Linked DNA regions of Homo sapiens: region 1 is linked to region 2. A link is a contact called in ENCODE Hi-C or POLR2A ChIA-PET data. All regions are on one chromosome and are shown on one strand. The core of a region is the stretch at or near the end of the contact, and the rest is flanking DNA. Distances in the headings are between cores, read along the strand shown.

What was found. A loop is a pair of places that touch in the nucleus more often than their neighbours do. ChIA-PET counts read pairs that join two places held with the same protein, here RNA polymerase II (POLR2A). Pooled maps may share reads with other maps.
Region 1: a loop to region 2 is called in a map of HepG2, with 14 times the contacts of the local background. The contact joins two enhancer-like sites. A Hi-C loop is called at or near these places in 10 of 168 maps with a recorded cell type or tissue (HepG2, cardiac septum, gastrocnemius medialis and 3 more) and 10 of 50 pooled maps. POLR2A ChIA-PET finds 5 or more read pairs at or near these places in 1 of 52 experiments (PC-9).

What each region holds. Positions count from the first base shown.
Region 1 is chr12:29,638,327-29,643,477 of GRCh38, reverse strand. All of the region lies in intron 5 of TMTC1 (transmembrane O-mannosyltransferase targeting cadherins 1), which reads left to right. Among named protein-coding and RNA genes, the nearest start is that of TMTC1, 140 kb to the left of the region's middle. RefSeq lists an enhancer at 2,765-3,315. Within about 2 kb of position 2,482, at least 15 of the 41 ENCODE cell types and tissues checked have a DNase peak (open chromatin) inside an H3K27ac peak, as active enhancers do.
Region 2 is chr12:29,549,244-29,554,307 of GRCh38, reverse strand. The region is part of intron 10 of TMTC1 (transmembrane O-mannosyltransferase targeting cadherins 1); the gene reads left to right. All of the region lies in intron 5 of LOC105369714 (a long non-coding RNA gene), which reads right to left. Among named protein-coding and RNA genes, the nearest start is that of OVCH1, 54 kb to the right of the region's middle. Within about 2 kb of position 1,772, at least 4 of the 41 ENCODE cell types and tissues checked have a DNase peak (open chromatin) inside an H3K27ac peak, as active enhancers do.

The DNA.
Region 1 (5,151 bases), core at 1,233-3,732, 88 kb before region 2:
CATCATATATATATTCCATCATATATATGTGATATATATATATATATCACAGTTTATCCACTCGTTGATTGATGGGTATTTGGGTTGGTTCACCATAGCATTGTGCTATTGTGAATTGTGCTGCTATAAACATGCATGTGCAAGTATCTTTTTCGAATAATAACTTCTTATGTTCTGGGTAGATACCCAGTGTGGGATTGCTGCATCAAATGGTAGATCTACTTTTAGTTCTTTAAGGAATCTCCACATTGTTTTCCATAGTGGCTGTACTAGTTTACATTCCTACCAGCAGTGTAGAAGTGTTCCCTGTTCACCACATCCATGCCAACATATACTGTTTTTGATTTTTTTGATTATGGCCATTCTCCCAGGAGTAAGGCGGTATCACATTGTGGTTTTGATTTGCATTTCCCCGATCATTAGTGATGTTGAGCATTTTTTCACGTTTGTTGGCCATTTGTATATCTTCTTTTGAGAATTATCTATTCATGTCCTTAACCCACTTTTTGATGGGTTTTTTTGTTTGTTTGTTTGTTTGGGAGTTTTTTTTTTTGAGATGGAGTCTCGCTCTGTCACCCAGGCTGGAGTGCAGTGGCGCGATCTCGGCTCACTGTAAGCTCCGCCTCCTGGGTTCACGCCATTCTCCTGCCTCAGCCTCCTGAATAGCTGGGACCACAGGCGCCCGCCACCACGCCCGGCTAATTTTTCATATTTTTAGTGGAGACGGGGTTTCACCATGTTAGCCAGAATGGTCTTGATCTCCTGACCTCATGATCCACCCACCTCGGCCTCCCAAAGTGCTGGGATTACAGGCGTGAGCCACTGCGCCTGGCCTATTTTTTATTTTTCTTACTGATTTGTTTGAGGATTTGTTTCAAGATTTAGAGCCGCTTTTAGCAGTTCTTGTAGTGATGGCTTGGTAATTGTGAATTCTCTCAGCATTTGTTTGTCTGAAAAAGACTTTTTTTTCTTCATATATGATACTTAGTTTTGCTGGATACAATATTCTTCACTGATAATTGTTTTGTTTGAGGAGGCTGAAGATAAGGCCCCAATCCCTTCTAGCTTGTAGGGTTTCTGCTGAGAAATCTGCTATTAATTTGATAGGTTTTTCCTTAAAGGTTACCTGGTGCTTCTGTGTCTCACAGCTCCTAAGATTCTTTTCTTCGCCTTAACTTTGGATAACCTGATGACAACGTGCCTAGGCAAAGATCTTTTTGTGATGAATTTCCCGGTGTTCTTTGTGCTTCTTGTGTTTGGATGTCTAGATCTCTAGCAAGGACAGGCAAGTTTTCCTCGATTATTCCCCCAAATATGTTTTCCAAGCTTTTAGAATCCTCTTCTTCCTCAGGAACACTGATTATTCTTAGGTTTGGTCATTTAACATAATCCTAGACTTCTTGGAGGCTTTGTTCATATTTTCTTATTCTTTTTTCTTTGTCTTTGTTGGATTGGATTAATTCGAAGACCTTGTCTTTGAGCTCTGAATTTCTTCTTCTACTTGTTCAATTATATTGCTGAGAACTTCCAAGGCATTTCACATTTCTAAACATGTATCCAAAGTTTCCTGAAGTTTTGATTGCTTTTTCTTAAGCTATTTCCTTGAATATTTCTCCCTTCACTTCTTGTATCATATTTTGGATTTCCTTGCATTGGGCTTTGCCTTTCTCTGGTCCCTCCCTGATTAGTTTAATAACTAACCTCCTGAATTCTTCTCCAGGTAAATCAGGGATTTCTTCTTGGTTTGGATCCATTGCTGGTGAACTAGTGTGATTTTTTTGGGGGGGTATTGAAGAGCCTTGTTTTGTCATATTATCAGGGTCGGTTTTCTGGTTCCTTCTCATTTGGGTAGGTGCTGTCAGAGGGAAGGTCTAGGGCTGAAGGCTGTTGTTCAGATTCTTTTGTCCCACGGTGTGTTCCCTTGATGAAGTACTCTCCCCCATTTCCTATGGATGTGGCTTCCTGTGAGCCAAACTGCAGTGATTATTGTCTCTCTTCTGGATCTAGCCACCCATTGAATCTACTGGGCTCTGGGCTAGTACCAGGGGTTGTCTACAGAGTCCTGTGATATGAACCGTCTATGGGTCTCTCAGCCATGGATACTAGTGTCTGTTCCAGTGGAGGTGGCTGGGGTGTGCAATGGACTCCATGAGGGTTCTTAGCTTTGGTGGTTTAATGCTCTATTTTTGTGCTGGTTGGCCTCCTACCAGGAGGTGGTGCTTTCCAGAGAGCTTCATCTGTGCTAGTATAGGGAGGGACCGATGGTGGGCAGGGCCCTAGAACTCCCAAGAGTATATGCCCTTTGTCTTTTGCTACCAGGATGGGTAGGGAAGGACCATCAGGTGGGGGTAGGGCTGGGCATATCTGAGCTCAGACCCTCCTTGGGCGGGTCTTGCTGTGGCTGCTGTGGGGGCTGGGAGTGAGATTCCTAGGTCACTGGAATTGTGTATGTAGGAGGATTACGGCTGCCTCTGCTGAGTCATGCAGGTTGTCAGGGAAGCCGGGGAAAGCCGGCAGTCACAGGCCTCACCCAGCTCCCACACAAACCGAAGGGCTGGTCTCACTCCCACCATGCCCCCCTCAACAACCCCCAGACCGTAAGCGATATGAGGCTGTCTGCCTCCCAGCTGCATAAGAAAAGGGCTTGGTTCTTCCCTAGCCTGTGGAGTCTGCACATCAGATTTGCACCCTCCCCCGAGTTCTGGCCAGGAGGCTTCTCACCCCGTTCAAACTGTTACAAAGTTCAGCTAGAGATTTCCTTCTCTCTGTGTAGTTTTATCCCCTGCTTCTCTCCCATTGGATCCCTGTGGTTCCAGGCAGGAACGGCCTGCCAGGGGAGCCCGCGAGCTCCCAGGGCCTTTCTGCTGCTTCCTCTACCCCAGTATTTCACTTGGCTCTCCAAATTGACTCAGCTCCAGGTAAAGTCAGAAACTTCTCCCACAAACAGACCTTCAGCTTCTCCAGTTGTGGGGGACGTGTTTGGGAGAGGAGGGTCTCCCTTTCCCACTTCCACTGTTGGGGCATTCACAGTTTTGTGGGGGGTCTCCTGGGTCCTTAAGAGGGTCTGTGGGTCCTCTTGGGATTGCTGATTTGTTCTTGCAATCAATCTGGAGCTAAAATTCACAATGTGAGCCCCCCCTCGCTGCTCTGTCCACAGCTGCATCTGTTCCTGCCTCCTGTCTGCCGTGATCTCACCATACGTCTCTTCTGGGAATTTTAAAAATAGTCTCCGCCTTTAATTGAGCTCGGTTAATTGGACCATTCATCCTTGTAAGCCAGAGGAACTTTAACAGAACACAATGAGAAGCTTGTCGGAGTTGCTTGGCTCTCTTTTCTTCTTTCATCGGGTGTTTGGAAATAGTCTCACTATCTCTATGGGTCCCAGGTGCTGAAGCAGCAAGTGTTCAGGACTACTGATGGGTCTCGGCCCCGGAATGCCCCATGGGGGCATAGCACTTATCTAGCACCTTCTACTTTGCTGGCTTTTACATGATCCATTCCACTGGGGGATTGCCTGTGGCTTTCTAGTACCAGCCTTGTTTCCTGGAGCTCAGGTCCTGCTTCCAGTCATATATCGTTGTCTATAGATGGTTTTTCTTGATTTCCTTTTCTTTTGTGTCTTCTGTGCTTGTTCCACATTACCATTGTGAGGTTCCTCCATGTTGTTGCATTCATTCTCATTGCTGAATTGATTTCCATCACATGGATATTCCATAATGTATGTATGCATTTTATTGTAGATGGATATGTGAGTTGTCTCCAGTTTGGCGCTATTAAGAAAAGTCCTGCTATGAACAATCTTCTAAATGTCTTTTGGTAAACACTTGTGTCCAATGCTGTTGGGTGGAATTGCTTAGGAGTGGAATTGCTAGTTCATGAAATATGCATTTATTTTGCTTTCATGAAACTGCCTACAGTTCTGCAAAGTGGTTTAATCAATTTATAGTAGGATTTCAAAGTTCTAATTGCTCATCCTCACTGACATTTGACATGATATTTTATTTTAGACTTTCTACTGGTAGTAATTTTTATCATTTTTATATTATACATGTCTAATCCTGTACTCATAACTGTTCTTTAAAAATGTCATGTTTATTTACAATTTGAAGCTATTACTCTTGGGTGGCCCTGCCTGGACTATCTCCCATCTCTCCACCTACTTAAATTCTGTGGAGATTCTAGGATGTCTTCCCTTCATCTTCCATTTCTCATTAATCTATCATTTCTTAGAACTCCATTGAAGTTTGATATTAATATTACACTGTTCTCAACTATGTAATGTGTGTGTGTTCTCACCAGCAATGCAGCGAAAATGCTGTTGTGGAAGGCAGAGGCTAGATCATACTACCCTTTAGCACCTAGGAAGGCGTACGGGATAATTATTCAATGTTTAATGAATTCAAGTGAAGTTTCCCTGTGTATTGAGGAGGGTAGTGCAGGAAGTAGCTTTCTTTGGATAGTTCTGGAGAAGGTTATGGGCAGGGGAAGAAGATGCTAAAGACAGTAATTACCAGGTAATGCCTGTGTAGGCCTGTCATGGCTGGGGCCCAGTGAGGTGGAGACCCTTTGAAACATCAATGGTAATTCAGGAGTTATGAGGATGAAAACAGGCAGCAGCCTGGGAGGGAGCAGGACAGATCACCAAAACCTAGTGGTGAAACGGGAGGAGTTCCCTTATCCCCCTGGCAGGGTGTGTGATGGGGGAGTGGCTCGATTCTTCGGTGCCCTGCTGCTCAAACCCTTAGCCGAAGCATGCAGACCAGCCGGTCATGGGGAGAGTCTTTGGCTCCAACCCCCTGGCAGCATCTAGGGTTGAGTGTTTACAGCTGCTGAAGCACCAGTGGGTGTGTGTTACCGTGTGCTCTTTCAGCTTTGCCGTCTGCAGGCGGCTTGTGTTAATCAGCTCAATTAGACCCTCAGCCTTATCACCAGGACAGAGGGCTTTCTGTATCCTGAGTTCTTGCCCTAGTGTACCAGAAAAATCAGATCACACGTGGGCTTGGAGGATGGGTGCAAGGTTTTATTGAGTGGTAGAAGTAGCTCTCAGTGAGTTGGATGGGGATCCAGAAGGGAGATGGAGTGGGAAGGTAGTCTTTCCCTAGAGTCCAGCCGATCACCCTCAGCTGAATTCCATGTCATTCAGCCATCAAT
Region 2 (5,064 bases), core at 523-3,022:
AAAATATTTTAGTTCTAAGAGGCTCTTTTTAAAAATAGCAAATCAAACAGTGTGACAAAAATTAGATCTACTTATTGTAGATAGCTAGATACAGATCATTATCATGTTGTTATTTCACTCTGCTACTTTTATGAGCACGTATTTCTTTATGTGAAGTTCTAAGGATTTGTGTTTTAATAAGTCATTGTTGCATCTGTATATGTCCTCCTTAAGAGCCCAAATAACGTACTGGTTATATAAAATCCTGTAAATGTCTTTTGGGGTACCTGGATTATATAGCGCTACATTCAAAAATCATATAGATGAGTATTTTACCCATAGAAGCCAAATATAAAGGCTTGGCTACAAAATGGCGTTTCTTGTTAGGAATGCTATTCTACAGTTATGATCATAATATGGTGCTGAATTTGGCTCTAATTGAAAATAATGGCAGATATTCTTATAAGTTTCATTTTGCTAAGACCTGAGCAAAAGATGGATGCTCTAACTTTCCTTTTTCAATTTTCATCTTATCACTGCTAACATCTTAAATTAGTACATGTGAGTTAAAAATGCATTTTGGAACTTGGCAATGGCTACTTTTCACAGTAAGAGGAGTTATTGGGTAACCAACACAGGATTTTTTACCCCTTCTCTTTTTCAGTAAAAATCAATTCTTGATGATGATCCAAATCAACAACAATGCTTTACATTTGTATAAGACTTTACTGTTTCCTGAGTGCCTTTTTTTTCATGATGCCCTTACAATGAGTCTTTACAGTGAATAGGAAAGAAGAGAAAACAAGCTCCTAAGAAGTTAACAGAGGTCCAAACAAGTTATCCTTGTTTACCTCCTCTTGCCTGTTACACCATAGAGCCAAGTGGCTGTATCTCAGCATAGGTCAGTCATAGAATTCAGTAGATTAAAATAATGATAAGAGCTAACTCTGAAAAGCTTTCCAGTTTACAGATAAGTTTCTTTTAATATTCATTATTTAATCTTTAAAACGATCTATTAGGAGATATATTGCCTTCCTCATCCCCATTTTACCGGTGAGGAAACCAAAGTTCAGAGGTTTTATGTGACCTTGGCTCAGGCCATGGCAGAGCCAGGATTGAATCCCTACCCTTGAACTCCTTTTCCTGTTCACTTTCCATTACCCACGTGCCCAAATAGCTTTCCAATCCAAACATTACATAATATTAGACTGTTTAATGGCATGCAATTGCCTTTTGGGAGAAAGGACCACCCTGCATCTCTCTTAAAGAAACAGCAAATTTGATTTCCATCACCCTGAAGTTATGTTGCTAAGTAACAGAGAGAGATGACCCAGAAAATAGCACTTAGATAACTGAGCTTTATTTCTGCTTACCTTAATACATTTCTGAGCCATAGCAATGGGTCAAAGGCAAGAAGAGGATAAAAACACTTTCAATTTGATTTGACTTAATCTGTTTTACTATTTATTCACTTTAAGATGTACACAATATTGATTTCTCCATTGAGTTAACTTTTGAGTTATTGAGTTAACTTTAAAAAATTGTATCCTTCTTTATAACCTGGAACTTAATGCTCATTCTGAGAATCCAAGTTATCTCTTTAGATGTGAACAGTTTATATTTGATAATCCCTGAGAGGAAGCACTATCATTATTCCTGTTTGATTAATAAGGAAACTAAGATTTGGAGAAAATAAGTAACATGCCAAAGTCCTTTAGTAAGGAAATAGAAGACACAGAATGGAACCTAGACCTGCTCTAGCCCTTCTGCCCCTAACCACCGCACTCTACTGCCTCCTTGTGGCCCACCTGAAAACTGGGCTACAGCCTGCAGCATCACTGCCCAGTAGAAATGAGAGCCATACATGTAATTTACATTTTTTTAGGTAGCCAGATTTTAAAACATTTTAAAAAGTGAAATTATTTTTAATAATATTTATTTAACCCTAATGTATTCAAATTATTTTAGCATGTGATTAATATTAAAACATAATTTTTAAAATTTAATGTGAGAAATTGAAAATATTACTGAGATGGTGTGCATTCTTTTTTTTTTAAATGAAATATTTGGAATGCAATGTGTGCTTTACACTTACAGCACATCTCAGGACAGCCATATTTCAAGTGTTCAGTAGCCACATGTAATTTGTGGCTACTATATTGTACAACACAGATGTTTATTAATAACCTTGACTTCGAAAGAAATATGAGTCTTTGTCCAGGCCAGAAGCTCTAAATAAGACGTGACTCTATCAGAGCATCCAAGGCAATCTTATAGCAACTCATTTGAATTCTTGGAATTATATGACAGACGGCTTCAGACCCATTCATAGCAGCAGACTTCACTGAGTGTTATCCAAATATATCTGGCCCCTTTTATGACCATTTCACTGGACTTTGCAGCTAATATGTCATGATGCTGTGCAGCACATTTACAGTGTGAGAGGTTGATAAGAAGCAGCTTTCCATGCCAGCATTCTTAATTTATATTAATTCTTGTTGGCTTTGGTTAGAATTTAAAATGTCAAAAAAAAAAAAAAAAGAAGAAAGAAAATAGGCAAGATTAGCATGAACTTTTTATGGATGAACAGAGCGGAAGTCCCTGATGGCTCAACAGAATATAATAGAATATTTAAATTCAGGATATGGGAAAAATATTTCTGTGAATGCTCTGTTAAAATAGCTGTTGGTGTTTATTACTGAAATGGAATATAAAAAGAACTTCTTGAAGAACCATGTCATACCTCCCTTATTGCCAAAACTACCTTTTGTTCACATAATAGAATATGAGTGTTAGGTAGGTATTACAATAAATCTTATAATCAAAACTCAGGGGAAAATGTAATGGAATGTCCAATAATTGAACTATATAGCAGATGAATTTGATAACAGGATATATTTGATTTACTTTAGTCTGATCCTTTAGAAAATTGAATATCTAAAAAATATTAGGAGGCAGAAATAAGGGTAACCATTATCTTTTAAGTGCTAGGGATATGTTTCCTAATACCTTTGGCACTAGCCACACAAACTTTTATTTCATAAAAAGGAAGTTGATACATTCAAGATAGTAGTTTTTCTCTACCTTTTAACTGAAGCCCCGGAGAGTAGACAATGCCAGCCACATGGATAAAGAAAACTTTTTAACACCCTTACTACCACATTAGTATACCAGCTTCAGATGAGCATTTTCTGCATCCTCCTCTTAGCATGAAATTCTATCCCCCACTCTGCACCCCTGTGGTAGTGACCTGTTCCCTCCACCTTTAGTTACTTCTAGTCCCAATCCCATTACACTTGCTCCCCTTCATCTTTGTCCAAATCATGTTTGTTTCTCTCTAGCTCTGTCTCCCTGCTCTTTTTTTTTTTTTTTTTTTTTTTTTTTTTTTTTTTTTTGAGATGGAGTCCCACTCTCTCCCCCAGGCTGGAGTGCAGTGATGCAATCTCCCTGCTCTTTTAAAGCCCAGTCCAGCATCTCATAACACCATCCTCATCCCTGCCATTTCACAACTTCTTGTACCTTCTTCCATCATCCTCAGGGACTTGAGCACCAGGGCAGTGACTCTCCATTGCTCACCAAACTATGCTGCGCTCTTCAGCAAGAAGATCCATCACCAAGTTCCTGTGCTTCTGTCCCTTCAGGGCCCCCCATTTATGCTCTACCTTAGCATTTACCAACATGGCCTGGCCACTGGCTTTTTAATTATGCAGACTTTGTCATTCTCTAGCATTTGAACTCCGAAATGCTCCTCTTTGAGCTTAAACTCTTACCTCTGTCCTCCCTTCCCTTTTCCCCACTCTCTCATTCCCGCTGACACTTTAAAGGGATCATGATTATGACCTGCCACCTCCTCGCTCCTCTGTCTGCTCAGTTGCCTTCTATTAAGACCTAAGCATCAGCATAGCTTCCGTGACAGGTGCTATTCTCCTGCTCCCTCTTTCCTGCCGGCCCTGCACTTGATCACTGTTAGAACCTCTCTTCTCCCTGATTTTTGCATTCATAATTTATAACCCTATCTCTAATTTATCTGATGTATTTCAGTAATGCACGTGACATCAACTTAGACTCTTTCACACTTTTACCAACATTTACCTGCCTGACAAGGCCAACCCAAGTTACTTCACTACCTGTATTTTGCTTTCCCTAGACCAATATTTCTCAATTTTTTTTTTCATTATCATACTCACCTCTTTTAAGGAGCTTTTTTAGATATTTTTTCTTATCAGCTTTCTCCCCAATTAAACACTCAAGAATAAGATTTGTTACATAGGATTGAGCTTGGAAAGACCCAAAACCATTGTAATGTCTATGATTATTTTTCACCACCATCATCCCCACCCCAAGAAACAATTTTCACTCCTGTAGAGAATGTAGGACTCTAGACTGTCATCCAATCTATCAAATGATAGAGGAAAAAAATACAAATCTGAGTTGAATGGGATCCCTACATGGAAAACAAAACCATGATTAGGGGTAAGAGCTGTTGAAAATTCATTCCTTATGGTCTTTTATGTTATCTCCTGTTTCCCTAATGCATACATCCTCTGTTCCCCTCCTCAGTGCCCTGTACACACACCCAGAAGACAACCTCATCCCTTACTTTTACTTAGAATATTCAGGTCATTCAAGGTGAAATATTACAGTTTCCTTTCTTTCTATCTCAAAATTTCCTGCATGTTCGTAGACTCCTGCTTGCTTTGCTCTCCCATAGAAGAAAGCCTTATTAATATCTTGCCTCCTTCATGAGGCTAGTGTTTATACCTGTGTTTGTGTGTTTTTTTTTAAATTGAGGCATAACTAACATGTATTAAAATGCACAAATCTTAAGTCTTCAGTGCAATGAGTTTTGACAATTTTATGTGCTCTTATAATTATTCCCAAAATAACGTAGACAATTTCCATCACCCCAGAAAGACCTTCCATACCTCCTTCCAGTAAGTTTCCACCTCCCCTGAGGCAATCACTGTTCTGATTTTATTTTTTTTACGATAAGTTAGTTTGGCCTAGAACTTTATTTTAAAGTGATAATTTGGTATGTATTTTTGGCATCTGGATATTTTCATTTAGCACAATTTTTTAGTCTTA